Linked DNA regions of Homo sapiens: regions 2 and 3 are each linked to region 1. A link is a loop called in an ENCODE intact Hi-C map of the cell type or tissue named here. Cell type or tissue: Caco-2. All regions are shown on one strand. Region 1 overlaps PLCE1 (phospholipase C epsilon 1). Region 2 overlaps PLCE1 (phospholipase C epsilon 1). Region 3 overlaps PLCE1 (phospholipase C epsilon 1).

Region 1 (4,000 bases):
TTGGGAAGGGATGATTGTATTTTGCAATATAAGAAGAACATGAGATTTAGGGGGCCAAGGGCAGAATGACATAGTTGGATGTTTGTGCCCTCCAAATCCCATGTTGAATTGTGACCTCTAATATTAGAGGTGGGACCTAGTGGAAGGTGTTTGGATCATGGGGATGGATCCCTCATGAATGGCTTAGTGCCATCCCCTTGGTGATGAGTGAGTTCTCACTCCATTAGTTCACATGAGATCTGGTTGTTTAAGAGTCTGAGACCTCCCCCTTCTCTGTCTCTTGCCCCTGCTCTTGCCATGTGACATGCTGGCTCCTCTTGCCTTCCACCATAATTGTAAGCTTCCTGAGGCCCTCCCCAGAAGCACATGCCAGTACCATGTTTCCTATGCAGTCTGCAGAATGGTGAGCCAATTAAAATCTCTTTTTAAATTTTTAATAAATTACCCAGCCTCAGTTATTTCTTTATAGCAATTCACGAGAAGACTAACACAAGAGGTCAAAGGTGTGTTACTAGTTGACCCCTGGGAGGTGATGGGACCAGAGCAGTAAGGAGCAGTACTTAGAGTTCACCTCTAGCACCCATCCATGGTTCCACCCTGCAAAACCCATACACACGGCTCAGCCTCTCTCATCTACTTCTGAGTCCCCAAAATGAATAGGTCTCCTTCCTCTAAGCCATGGCAGCAACACTAAGAAGGAGCATTTTCTACCTCCTTTCTCCTTATGTGCCTCTTGTTGCCCCAGATGGCTTGTTACCTCCTGGCTGACTATTTACCAAAGTATTCCAGCCTCTGGGGCACTTCAGCAGTCTCCTAGAAGCAAATTCCTGTAGGATGGACAGATGTAAAAGTTGGAAACAAGGCATATTCTATCAATAGTGGAATGATTAAATAAAACATCATACATTCACCAGGCATGATGGCTTAAGCTTGTAATCCCAGCACTTTTGGAGGCTGAGGCAGGCAGATCACTTGAGGTCAGGAGTTCGAGACCAGCCTGGCCAATGTAGTGAAACGCTGTCTTTATTAAAAATGCAAAAATTAGCCGGGTGTGGTAGCACGCACCTGTAATCCCAGTTACTCAGGAGGCTAAGGCAGAAGAATAGCTTGAACCAGGGAGGTGGAGGTTGTAGTGAGCTGAGATCATGCCACTGCACTCCAGCCTAGGCAAAGGAGCAAAACTCCATCTCAAAAACAAACAAAACAAAATATGGTACATTTGTACCCAGAAAGCAGGTTTTATTGTTTTTGTGACTTAGATCTAGATAAATTTACCTGAAGATTTTCAGAGCATATTGTTACTTTTTTTTTTTTTTTTTTTTTTTGAGACAAGGTCTCACTCTGTTGTCCAGGCTGGAGTGCAGTGGCACAATCACCACTCACTGCAGCCTCAAACTCCCAGGCTCAAGCAATCCTCCTACCTCAGCCTCTCGTGTAGGTAGGACTATAGGTGTGTGCCACCATGTCCAGATAATTTTTCTTTTTCCTTTTTCTTTTTTTTGGAGAGATGGGGGTTTCACTATGTTGCCCATGCTGGCCTCGAACTCCTAGCTTCAAGCAATCCTCCCACTTTGGCCTACCAAAGTGCTGGGATTACAAGCATAAGCCACCATGCCTGGCCATATTCTTAAAAATAAAAATAAATCGAACAAAACATAGTATGAACTCATTTATAGAAAACAAAAGAAAACCACACACGAAAACAAAAGTATATCTTTATGTGCATGTGCATGTGTGTAACTATGTAAATACATAGAAAAAAGTCTATAAGAATACCCACCAGACCAAATAACTCCAAAAAAAAAAAAAAAAAAAAAGAAAGTAGGCTTTGATGGGGACTAACAGGGGGCTTTTAACCTATATGCAGTTTACATTATTTAGAAACAAGAATGTATTCACTCTTCTGGAAACACCAGTAGCAAAAAAAAAAAAAAAAAAAAAGAGAGAGAGAATGTATTTGTATATCACTTCTGTAATTAAAAATATAATTTTTTAAACCTGAAATTGTTAGGAGATTCTTTTCATCCTGCAGAACTTTGCTTTAACAAGTTACATACTAGCACCAGGAAGGCAGTGGAACTAGTTCCCACTTGGGCAAGGGTTTGTTTACACTGCTTATCTAAAGTTACAGCCAACAATGCTAATGATTCTGAATAGCACCAGCCACTCCTTGGCCATCCCCTCCCCTCCCACCCACAGATTCAACTATCACCTCTATGTGGATGACTTCCAAATGCCTCTTTCCAGACACAGCCTTTCCTTGGAGCTACAGTCCTGATTTTTCAACTTCCTCTTCAGTAGAGCCAACACACGATGTAGAAAACCAGACTCCTGTCCTCTCTCCCTCTCCCTAATCCAGCTCTTCTGCCTAACTTCCTCCTTCCTATGAACCGGTACCTCTTTTTTCCCCTAGAAACCCAGAAAGGAAACTTCCTAATCATCCATAGTCCTCTTTATCAACACACCCACCCCCAAATATCCAATCAGCTGTCACATTCTAATAAGTTTTCTAAAAGGTTCTTCCCAACTAATAACTCCCTGTATTGCCACTGACACCACCTCAATTCAGATCCTTTGCATACATCATCAGGACTAGCAGAATCACCCTCAGTGGTCTCCCTGCTCTTAACTGCTTTGACCCACTAACTAGATGTCCCATTTGGTAAAGGACCAACATTCCAGCCTGCCACAGTCATTTTGAGCCTTCATTCCATCACCTATTGTATCAGCTATTTTCCCAGCTTTGAGTCATTTGCCAATTTGGGAAATACGGCTTTATGCCTTCTCCAAGTATCTGATAAAAATGTTAAAGTGAGCTTAGCCAAGAACAAGGTTCTGACCGCAGATCTGTTTCCAAGGAAACCTAGAGCTTAGTACTAAAGTAAAGAAAGTAAATTTTAAAAAAAACAAGTAGTGTTGGATGTTTTTGACACCATCTCATTCATACCTTACAACAATCCCTTGTAGGAGGTATTGTTACCCCAAATTTTAGAGACTTTGAAACTGAGGCTGAGAATGGCTAGGTAAACATGTGAAAAAGTCTCACAGTTATTAAATGGTAGACTTGTCATTTGAACTTGTCTGTTGATTCCATAGCTCACGGTTTTTCCACCACACAGTAGAAACCTTTCATGGATCCTTACCTTCTAAAAGGTAAAGCACATGTCTCTTAATCTGCACTGAACGTCTTTCACATTCTAGCTCCAAACTTATCTTCGTAATAACAGATGATATTACATGTCAAACACAGTAATAAGCTTTACATGCTCTATTTCATTTAATCCTCATCACAACCCCATGAAGTAAGTGCTATGACTATGTCCATTTTACAGATTCAGAAGCTGAGGCATAGAGAGATTAAAAATAGCTTAATCTGTAAATCAGAAATTATCTAAAAATAATTTCTTAAGAATAGCTTCATCAAGGCCCACCCAGTTAGAAAACAGCAAAGCTGGATCAAACCCGGGTATGCCTGATTACAGAGATATTTAGAAGGCAGAATGGGCAGGAATTCCCATTTGTACAACCTATCAACATGTATTTCTTGAGACCTTTGTCACATGTTCAATATTGTGTGAGGGCTGGAAATAAGAGAAATGAACAACCAACAAAAGTCCCTGGCCTTGGCTTCATAGGGCACACATACACTCTATTGGGAAAGACAAACATTAGAATGGAAGGCAGCAGCGTGTCATGACTGGGAAGGTGAGGCCTTCAGTGCTAAGAAACCACAGACTCAATCAGGTGAGGGTTTTGGTCTCAGCAAGTGGTTTGATTAAGGTTCTACTCACTACGATGGAGAACTCAGGAGAAATGGGTTTAGGAAAAGATGCATTCAGTTTGGGACACGAGTTTTGGGGAGATGCTACCCAGCCAACCCGATATGCAGCTTTGGAGCTCAGAAGTGAGAATTAGGCTGTGGAGAGGCTTAGAATCATTGGTGTAAAGGTGCAACTGCACTCACAGAGGTGGAAGTCCTTACCAGACATTTCTTGGTAAA
Region 2 (4,000 bases), 120 kb before region 1:
AAGGAAAGCTCCTTGGAATAGCCAGAGCTTTTTCTTGACTTGACTTCTACTAAAGTCAAAAAGGGTATTGTCAAGTGGGGTCAATTTTGTACTTGCTCTGTTTCAGAAGCTATCTTTTTGAGATCACTTATGAAAAATTATGAGGTTCTAAGATCTGATGGCATATCTTCTGAAATCTTTCAACAGGAAGAAAGTGTGTTACTTAGAGGTCCATTGACTCAATAATAATAATAATTGCATCATTTGTTGAATGCTTAAAATGAACCAGGCCCTGAGTAGTGAGATGTGATTTCAATTAAACCGCAGAACAGCTCTATGAAGAGGTTCTACTATTATCAGCATTTAAAAATAAGGCGCTAGGTGTCTGTAGTCCCAGCTACTCCGGAGGCTGAGGCAGGAGAATGGCATGAACCCAGGAGGCGGAGCTTGCAGCAAGCCAAGATCGCGCCACTGCACTCCAGCCTGGGGAACAAAGCGAGACTCTGTCTCAAAAAAAAAAAATAAGGCGCTAATGTGCACACAGCTAGGACTTAACATCAAGACTCTCCATGTCTAAGCTAGTGCTGTTAACTACCAAACCAAACAGAAAATCCTATTACAGATGTCAGAGGAAGCACTTTCAACAGAGGGGTAATTGTAGTCACAATCCCTCCATCACTTTTTGTTTGTTTGTTGTTTGTTGTCTGTTCCTTCCATTAGAATGTCAGCTTCATGAGATTTTCTTTTTTTCACTGCTGTATCTGCAGTGTCTAGAACAGTGTTTGGCATTATAAGTTCTCAATGAACAGTTCTTGATTGAATAAGTGAATTTCTCAATTCTATGTCTTCACCAAAAACTTGGCTAGAATCCTCTGGTTTTTTGGCCCTGACTACATTGGATTCATCTGAACCACAGGCGACATTCTACTGTCACCTGTATTTGCTGAAAACTAGATATATAAATCATATGAAATGGCATAAAATCTTTACAAAGTATTCAGAATAGCTGTAGCCAAATGTGGATTTAATTGCTAGTAACCAAACTTGGCCATTTCTGATAAATCCACCAACAGTTTAACAACATTTCATTATCATTTGCTGATGGGCTTAGAGTCAAAGGACTTAATCTGATCTATTCTCTCTACTAATTTTTCATGAAATTGATCATTTGAAAGGATCATGGGGTTTAAAAGAAACCAAGATACGGATTAATGTATTGACTCTGCTAAATCAATTTAAATAAACAAATATTGAGTTGCAGTTACATCGACTATGGTAGATGCTGGAGAACAATGATTTTAAAAAGAAAAAAGACTCTGCCCTGGAGAGACCCACAGTCTGTACTGTGTAATTGTGTGATACTGGGCAAATAACTGAAACCCTCTTCCTCATAACCTACTCTTTGCCCCAGTTTTCTTATCTTTATCACGAAGAGGCTGGCCAGTTATTATCTCCAAGGTCCCTTTTAGTGTTACTGTTCTATAATCCATACTTCCTTGCTTTCTTTTTCTTTCTTTCTTTCTTTTTTTTTTTTTTTTTCTCTGAGACAAGGTCTCACTCTGTTGCCCAGGCTGGAGTGCAGTGGCACAATCATAGCTCACTGCAGCCTTGACCTCTTGGGCTCAAGTGATCTTCCCACCTCAGCCTCCTGAGTGGCTGGGACTACAGGCACCACCACTATGCTGGGCTAATTTTATATTATTTGTAGAGATGTGGTCTTGCTATGTTGCCCACACTGGTCTCAAACTCCTGAGCTCAAGCAAGCCTCCCGCCTCAGCGTCCCAGCGTGCTGGGATTTTACCCTATATCATACCCAGCCCCTTCTTCAGTGGCAGATGGAGGGTATAATTAAACTTAATTTTGATGATTATTTTGATGATCATTATTCTCTAATACATTAGCTTCTCCTGTTCCCTCTCTCTTATTACTATTCTCCTTCAGTATCAGCTGCCATTTCGCATTAGTGACTATATATGTGCTTCTAATAGCACCCTTATCCTCCCCATAATGTGGTTCTTAAAGTGCCCTGAGCTAGAAAAACAATGACATTTATTTTAACGGTGTCACCTGTGAGTTAATAGGTGGTAACAACGCAGGGGCCTCTCACAGCATGAAGTGTAAGAGCTCTGCGCTATGGTTTGGAAACCCCTTTACTAGTCTCATGAGCCTCTTTTCTAACTTTGGAATCTACAAGCAGTGTTCTAAAAGGTTGAAGATACTAGAAGTTTCATGTCTGATGGGTGTCTGTGTGTAAACAAAATGCAATGATATAAGAACTGTCGAATTTCCTGAAGAGTCAACAAAAACAGTGAGGCTGTTGGAGGGGGTAGTTGCAGCAGCTTGGAGACTTAAATGGCAGGGATGGGGAGGAGAATTTTGGTAGCAGGCTGCTGTTTGCTCTGCTCATGATTCCACATTCCATTCAAATGCCTGTGCAGAGAATTCCATTCTACTGAGAGTATTCAGACCATGCACGAGCAAGACACTGACCAAACAGAACTCCGGAAAGACAAACATAAAGACTTTGCTAAAACCAGGCGAATTAACCAGAACTGTGCCAGAGGCTTCTATGGGAAGTAAGCTGAACCTTTATCACTTCAGGGGAACATCTCAGAAGAAGTTAGAGGATGCCCCAGGACATTTGAAAACTTGGGAATTTCGCAGCTGCAAATGCCCTTCCATACAACTTCTTCCAATCCACATCCCTTTTATTAAAATTTTACCTCCTCCATGTGGCCTTCCCTGGGTTCCGGCAAGAAATAATCATGTTCTTTTTGGTGATCCAATGACACCTTAAGCAAAGCTCTAGTAGCACTTTCTGTGAAGTACAGAAATCACTGTTTACTCTCCTACTATTTCCCCACTGGAACAGGGACCAAGCTTTAATAAACATTTTGTCCCCAGCACAGGGCACTGCTTAGCATGCTGCAAGCAATGGAGAAAGGGCACAGTGGAGAAATAATTGAAGACTTAGAGCTATGGTCCTCAAAGTGTGGTCCCCAGACCAGCATCATCCTCCTCACCCAGGAGTTTGTTGGAACTGCAAATTCTTGGGCTCCATCGCAGGCCTACTGAATCAAAAACTCTGGGCTGGGACCCAATAATCTGTGTTTTAGCAAGCCCTTCAGGTGATTTTGATTCCTGCTAGAGTTTGAAAACCTGTATCCTAGACTTTAAGGAGAACATGTTACCTTTCATCTCTGACTGTACCATCCATCTGACAAGCACTTACGTCCCTATCATCTCCCTTCTAGAATGGAAGCTACTGAGGGCACAGTCTAGGGCCTATTCATCTCTATACGCCTCAAGGCCCCTAGTTCAGAATCCAGTACAGGGCAAAACTCAACAAATGCTAGCTGGATGAAGGAGCATCTCTGCAGACATTCCCCATGGCTGTAAATGGAACAGGCCTTTCTGTAAGTGATGCTTCCAGCTTAATATTTCCAAAGATGAATCACGTCTGAGATACTAATTCTAATGGTAATTACCATATGGATGAATCATATCATAATGAGAAAACCTGGCTGCCAAGGGAGCCTCTCGAAAAGAAAAAATCAAATCAGGACAAATGGATTATGTTTTTAGGATTGTGATGTCAGGCCATGAATTAGGCCTACAGAAGGGACTTAATGGCCTGAACTACCAGGCTCCTTGCAGCTCTAAGGAGCAATGGGTCAATTAATGAATTACATGGGGACAAATTCCCTGCAAGACAAAACCAAATTTTCACAAATCCCGTAGACTGTGATCCCTGGCTCAGAGGATCAAGGGTAATGTTCTCGCTAAGCTGTGCATGTGTGAAGCTGAAAGGGACAGAAAGTTCCTGACATCCTGTGGCTCCAGGCTTCTGTGTGTCCCCAACAGGTGGAGGGGACCAATGCCAACCTATAAGACCAGGCTTTTTGCTTCCTGTGCCCCAAACCTTCATTGGCTGAACTCCTGCTCATCTTTTCCTGGTTTCTAACCTTCCTCTCTCTGCCCAGCTGGAAATGTCCAGTGTGGCCTCTATCTTCATGGCTCC
Region 3 (4,000 bases), 59 kb before region 1:
CTTATATAAAATGGCTATTTGCAAAAATCCACACACATCCTCTTGTATAGCATAAATCATCTCTAGATTACTTATAATATCCAATACAATGCAAATTTTATGTAAATAGTTATGTTGCATTGTTTTATTTGTATTATTTATTGTTGAATTGTTATTTTTCCCCCGAATATTTTCTATTTGTGATTGCTTGAATCCGAGGATGCATAACAGAGGGTCAACTGTACTATTACAATGGTGGAGAAGCGTGGAGTATGATGGGAGCACGAAAGAAGCAGTGGTCAATTCTATTGCTGAGAAGGCTAAAGAGGGGCTTCATTGAGATGGTGTCACTTGGGCTTACTTTTGCAGGAAGTTTGGGAGTTTTTAGGTGAACAAAAGCAGAGTGGGCATTTCAGACATAGGTGACTGCATGAGCAAAGAGATGGGACAGATGTGAGCAATTAAACAACCTGGGACTGGCAGAGCCCCACTTCTGCCAGTCTGCATAGAGGTTACAGGGGAGGGTGCAAGGCAGGAGGACAAAGCCTGCTGGAAGAGGACATTATGTGCCACCATGGGGGTTCAGCCCCTATCTTAGGAGTGCTGGTTAGAAACCATGCTATGTAACTTCTGTTTGCATGTTCCCCTTCCCCAAGACCCATACTCCTCCCTTCTCCACCTGCTCCAAGCTCTGGATGCTGGAGGCTGGCCTGTAAACACTGTACCAGTCTCCCTTATCCTCATCCAAAGGCCAGCACTAACCCAGGTTCAGAAGGAGGAAGCAGAGGAAGAAGGAGTATTTCTTTTACTCTGTACTTTCCTGCCACTTGCTGCAGGCTAGATGACTCTTTCCACTAATTTCACATCTGGCCAAGCAGCCCTCTTTCATTGCACAAGTAATTGCTCCCTCCTCTTCCCCCTTCAGGCCCTTTGCTGTTAGCCCTGGGGTGTTGCTCAGGCCTTATTTGTGTCCCACATCCTGCCACACTTTTGTAAATATCACCAGCATTAAACTCTCTTCATATTGTCCAGTTTGATGTGCCATGTGTATCCTGCCTTGAACCTGACTTATTTAAAGGAAACAAAAACTCTGGCTTTTAACAAGGAATGAATGAGATGATCAGATTTGCATTATGAAGAGGTCTTTCTGGCTCCTGGGTTCAGGATGTTTGGGGGCAGCAAGAGTAAAGGCAGAGCTTTTAATGGTGCTTTCTGAACCAGGAATCCTGGTTAAATATGTAGATTCCAGGGCCCACCTCCAAAAACTCTGATTCAGTCAGCTAGAAACAGGGTACCCAAATCTCTATATTTAAATAAGAAGTCCTTGTGATTATGACAGAGTCTCATGGTTGTCCGGGTCACTAACCAGTATGTTAGGAAGATCCAGCAGAGATCAAGAAGAAGGAGAGAATATCTGAGGTAACAGGGTCTGGTCCTAGAGGACCTGAGGGTTGGGGAGGAAAATCAGAAGCAGAGATAGGGGTTTTGTTTTGAAGAGGCCAAGGGACACCTTTTCCTTTAAGGGTGAACAAAGAAAGCAAAGTGAGTGTAAAAAGGAAGTTGAAGGAATTCACACTTTGTAACCTCAATTCCCCCTGGAAATAGGAGACAAAGTCATATATGGAGACAGAACAGGAAGGCAAACGTGCGAATAGCTGGAGTGATGCAGGTTTGGAATACCATTGTGGGTATGGGATAAAGAGTGACTACAAGGGACATTTTAGGACTGCTTGGTGGAGCTGAGATAACAAACCATGAAATTGTGTGTCATCCAAAAGTTTAGCTTTGTCATTTCTCTCCAGCAGTACTTAGCCGTCTATATCTAGAAGTGGAGAAGTCAGTATTAGATTGATCCCAGTCGGGAAGTTGCAGAGCAGGTGTAATGGAAAGACAAGGGGCCCAGGATGTTGAAATCACACGCAAGCATGGGAATAGTGCATTAAAATGTGAGGGGGAGCGTCCAAGGAATGCTGTCCTTGGTCCTGAACTAACGCACAGAAGGGCATGGCCACTTCACTGTGAAGTTGGGAGTGAGTTGGTACATGTCTCCCTGCCTCTCCATTAATACCTCCACCATACCAGAGTTAGGGTCTCAAAAGATCGTGCTCCAAGCCCCATAACACTGTGAATTGTGTGACTATAGGTCTTGTAGTCTGGGCAGCATCATTTGTTGAAGGATACAATTCCAACAGCCACAAATATTATTTAAGGAATTAATTGAATAAATATTAACTGAGAGCTATCTATGTGCCAAGCATTGTGCCTGATGCAAGGGACAGAACAATGAAAAAGACAGAGAAAGCTAATTCACAAGCTAAATCTTTTATTTGCTTTTGTTAGAGAATATCAGAGGGGCCCATTCACCCTTTCCCTTTCCTCTCCAATTCCTTTTATCCTTTAGCTGCTGCAGAACACTCTTCTGCAAAATGACCTCCCCAAAGTTTGCTGTCTCCACATAGATCTTTGTGATTTTTGTGCCTCTTCTCCTCCCCCTGAGAGTATAGATTGTTTTATAGATGAACTTAGCTTCTCTCTCTCAGCTAGCCAAAATACTGCCTCTTTAAAGAGAGGACACTGACAAAGCAAACACAGACTTATCTTTTACAGGTTAAAGGAGGGGGAAAGGCTATTAACACAGCAATTTTTGTGCCTTAATGGTTATCTAGAAAGTCTTCCCCAAGCAGAGAGGTTGGCCACCTCACTGACTCTGTCAAATGGCCATGGGACATTCCCCCAAATAACTTGAGGCTGAGATACCATTTCTGGAATTATTCCAAGGTCCCTGCTGCCCTCTAACAGCCAATGGTCCTACTCCTCCCTGACGCTGTGGGTTGACCTTTTCTGGCAGAGTGTCAATTTCCAATTAATACTGAAAACATTAATTAAAGGCCTTCTTTTGTATAACAGGCCCTGAACAAAATACTGGAGACACAGAGATAATTAAGGACAACTGCTGTCTCCAGAGATTTCATAATTTTATGGGGGTAGGCAAATATGATGCAATAAGCCTCATGCCTGCGATCTGACTAAAGTACAACAGAGTGAGGCCTGTAGAATTCATGATGATAATCCACGGGTCATGTCTTTCTCATCCAGGAAGAAATAAAAGCAGCAACAGCATAAGGTTTTGCACACAGCACATAAGGCCAAGAGAAGATTGGCCATGATTCTGGGTCTAAGCTTGGAAAACAAGGTTTAAGTTTCTCCATAGAGCAAGTGTCATACATGAGCTATGGCCCCAGAGCCGAGAGGTCAAAGGGAGGAAAAGGAATAAATGGTATCACCAATCCAGTGCAATCCAAGAGTCTGGGACCAAATTGGTGGACAGTTGAAACAAAGACAATCAGGTTCCAGTGACCAGGGAAGACAAAGGTCCAGAATCCAGGACGGGTGAAGGCAGGAGTTGGGTGAGAAGCTGGGGTGGGAAATAAAAATATGGGGAGTCAGGCTTAGGTGATGTGAGAGCCAGAGACAATAAAAATAGGAGGAGGCAGACACAAGCTAACAGAGGAAAAACAGATAGTTTCCCTAAGGAGCAAGTGAGAAACAGAGGCTAGGACTAAACCTGGTGCCAAATACTCTTGAGTTTAGAACAAAGAATGAGAAAAAGTTTTTGGCTCATACCCTAAGAAAGCAGTCACAGAATAAAACATCAATAAACCTGAACTCCCACCCCAGTTATTGCTCAGGGCTCTGCCAGGAAAAGGTGGGACACAGCTGAAAAAGGGCTTGGGCTACTCTGTTTCTTACTGCACAGGGACTCTGAATGCTCCCTGACCCTCAACAAGCACAGCCATGTAATGAACAATTCATGCAACCCAGGTTCTGTACTCAGCACTTTTACCACATTTGTTTATTTAATCTTAACAAATCCACATGGTAAAGATTATTGTCCTCATTTTCGGATGAAAGCTCAGAGAGGTCAAACTTGCCCAGGATCACCTAGCAGCAAGGTGACGAGGCTGGGACCTGAAACCCAGCTTTGCCTTTGTAAGGCTCATGGTCTTTCTTTTATTATTTT

The links. Hi-C counts contacts between places; a loop is a spot of excess contacts. Peaks named below come from ENCODE experiments on the same cell type or tissue, not always from the same donor. Only the 100,000 strongest peaks of a DNase experiment are listed, where the experiment ranks them.
Region 2: it touches region 1 in a loop (7-fold over the local background); 6 of 110 quality-filtered maps call a loop at or near these places.
Region 3: a loop joins it to region 1, with 4 times the contacts of the local background. A loop is called at or near these places in 8 of 110 quality-filtered maps.

Annotation. Positions count from the first base shown.
Region 1 is chr10:94,005,517-94,009,516 of GRCh38, reverse strand. All of the region lies in intron 1 of PLCE1 (phospholipase C epsilon 1), which reads right to left. Among named protein-coding and RNA genes, the nearest start is that of PLCE1, 14 kb to the right of the region's middle. In Caco-2, no CTCF peak of the experiment used is centred here; a DNase peak (open chromatin) is centred at 2,156; H3K4me3 peaks cover 333 bases.
Region 2 is chr10:94,121,900-94,125,899 of GRCh38, reverse strand. All of the region lies in intron 2 of PLCE1 (phospholipase C epsilon 1), which reads right to left. LOC107984255 (a long non-coding RNA gene) reads right to left here. Exons shown (of 3, transcript XR_007062252.1): 3 at 469-4,000. Among named protein-coding and RNA genes, the nearest start is that of PLCE1-AS2, 15 kb to the right of the region's middle. In Caco-2, no CTCF peak of the experiment used is centred here; a DNase peak (open chromatin) is centred at 2,409.
Region 3 is chr10:94,064,545-94,068,544 of GRCh38, reverse strand. The region is part of intron 2 of PLCE1 (phospholipase C epsilon 1); the gene reads right to left. Among named protein-coding and RNA genes, the nearest start is that of PLCE1-AS2, 42 kb to the left of the region's middle. In Caco-2, no CTCF peak of the experiment used is centred here; a DNase peak (open chromatin) is centred at 1,934.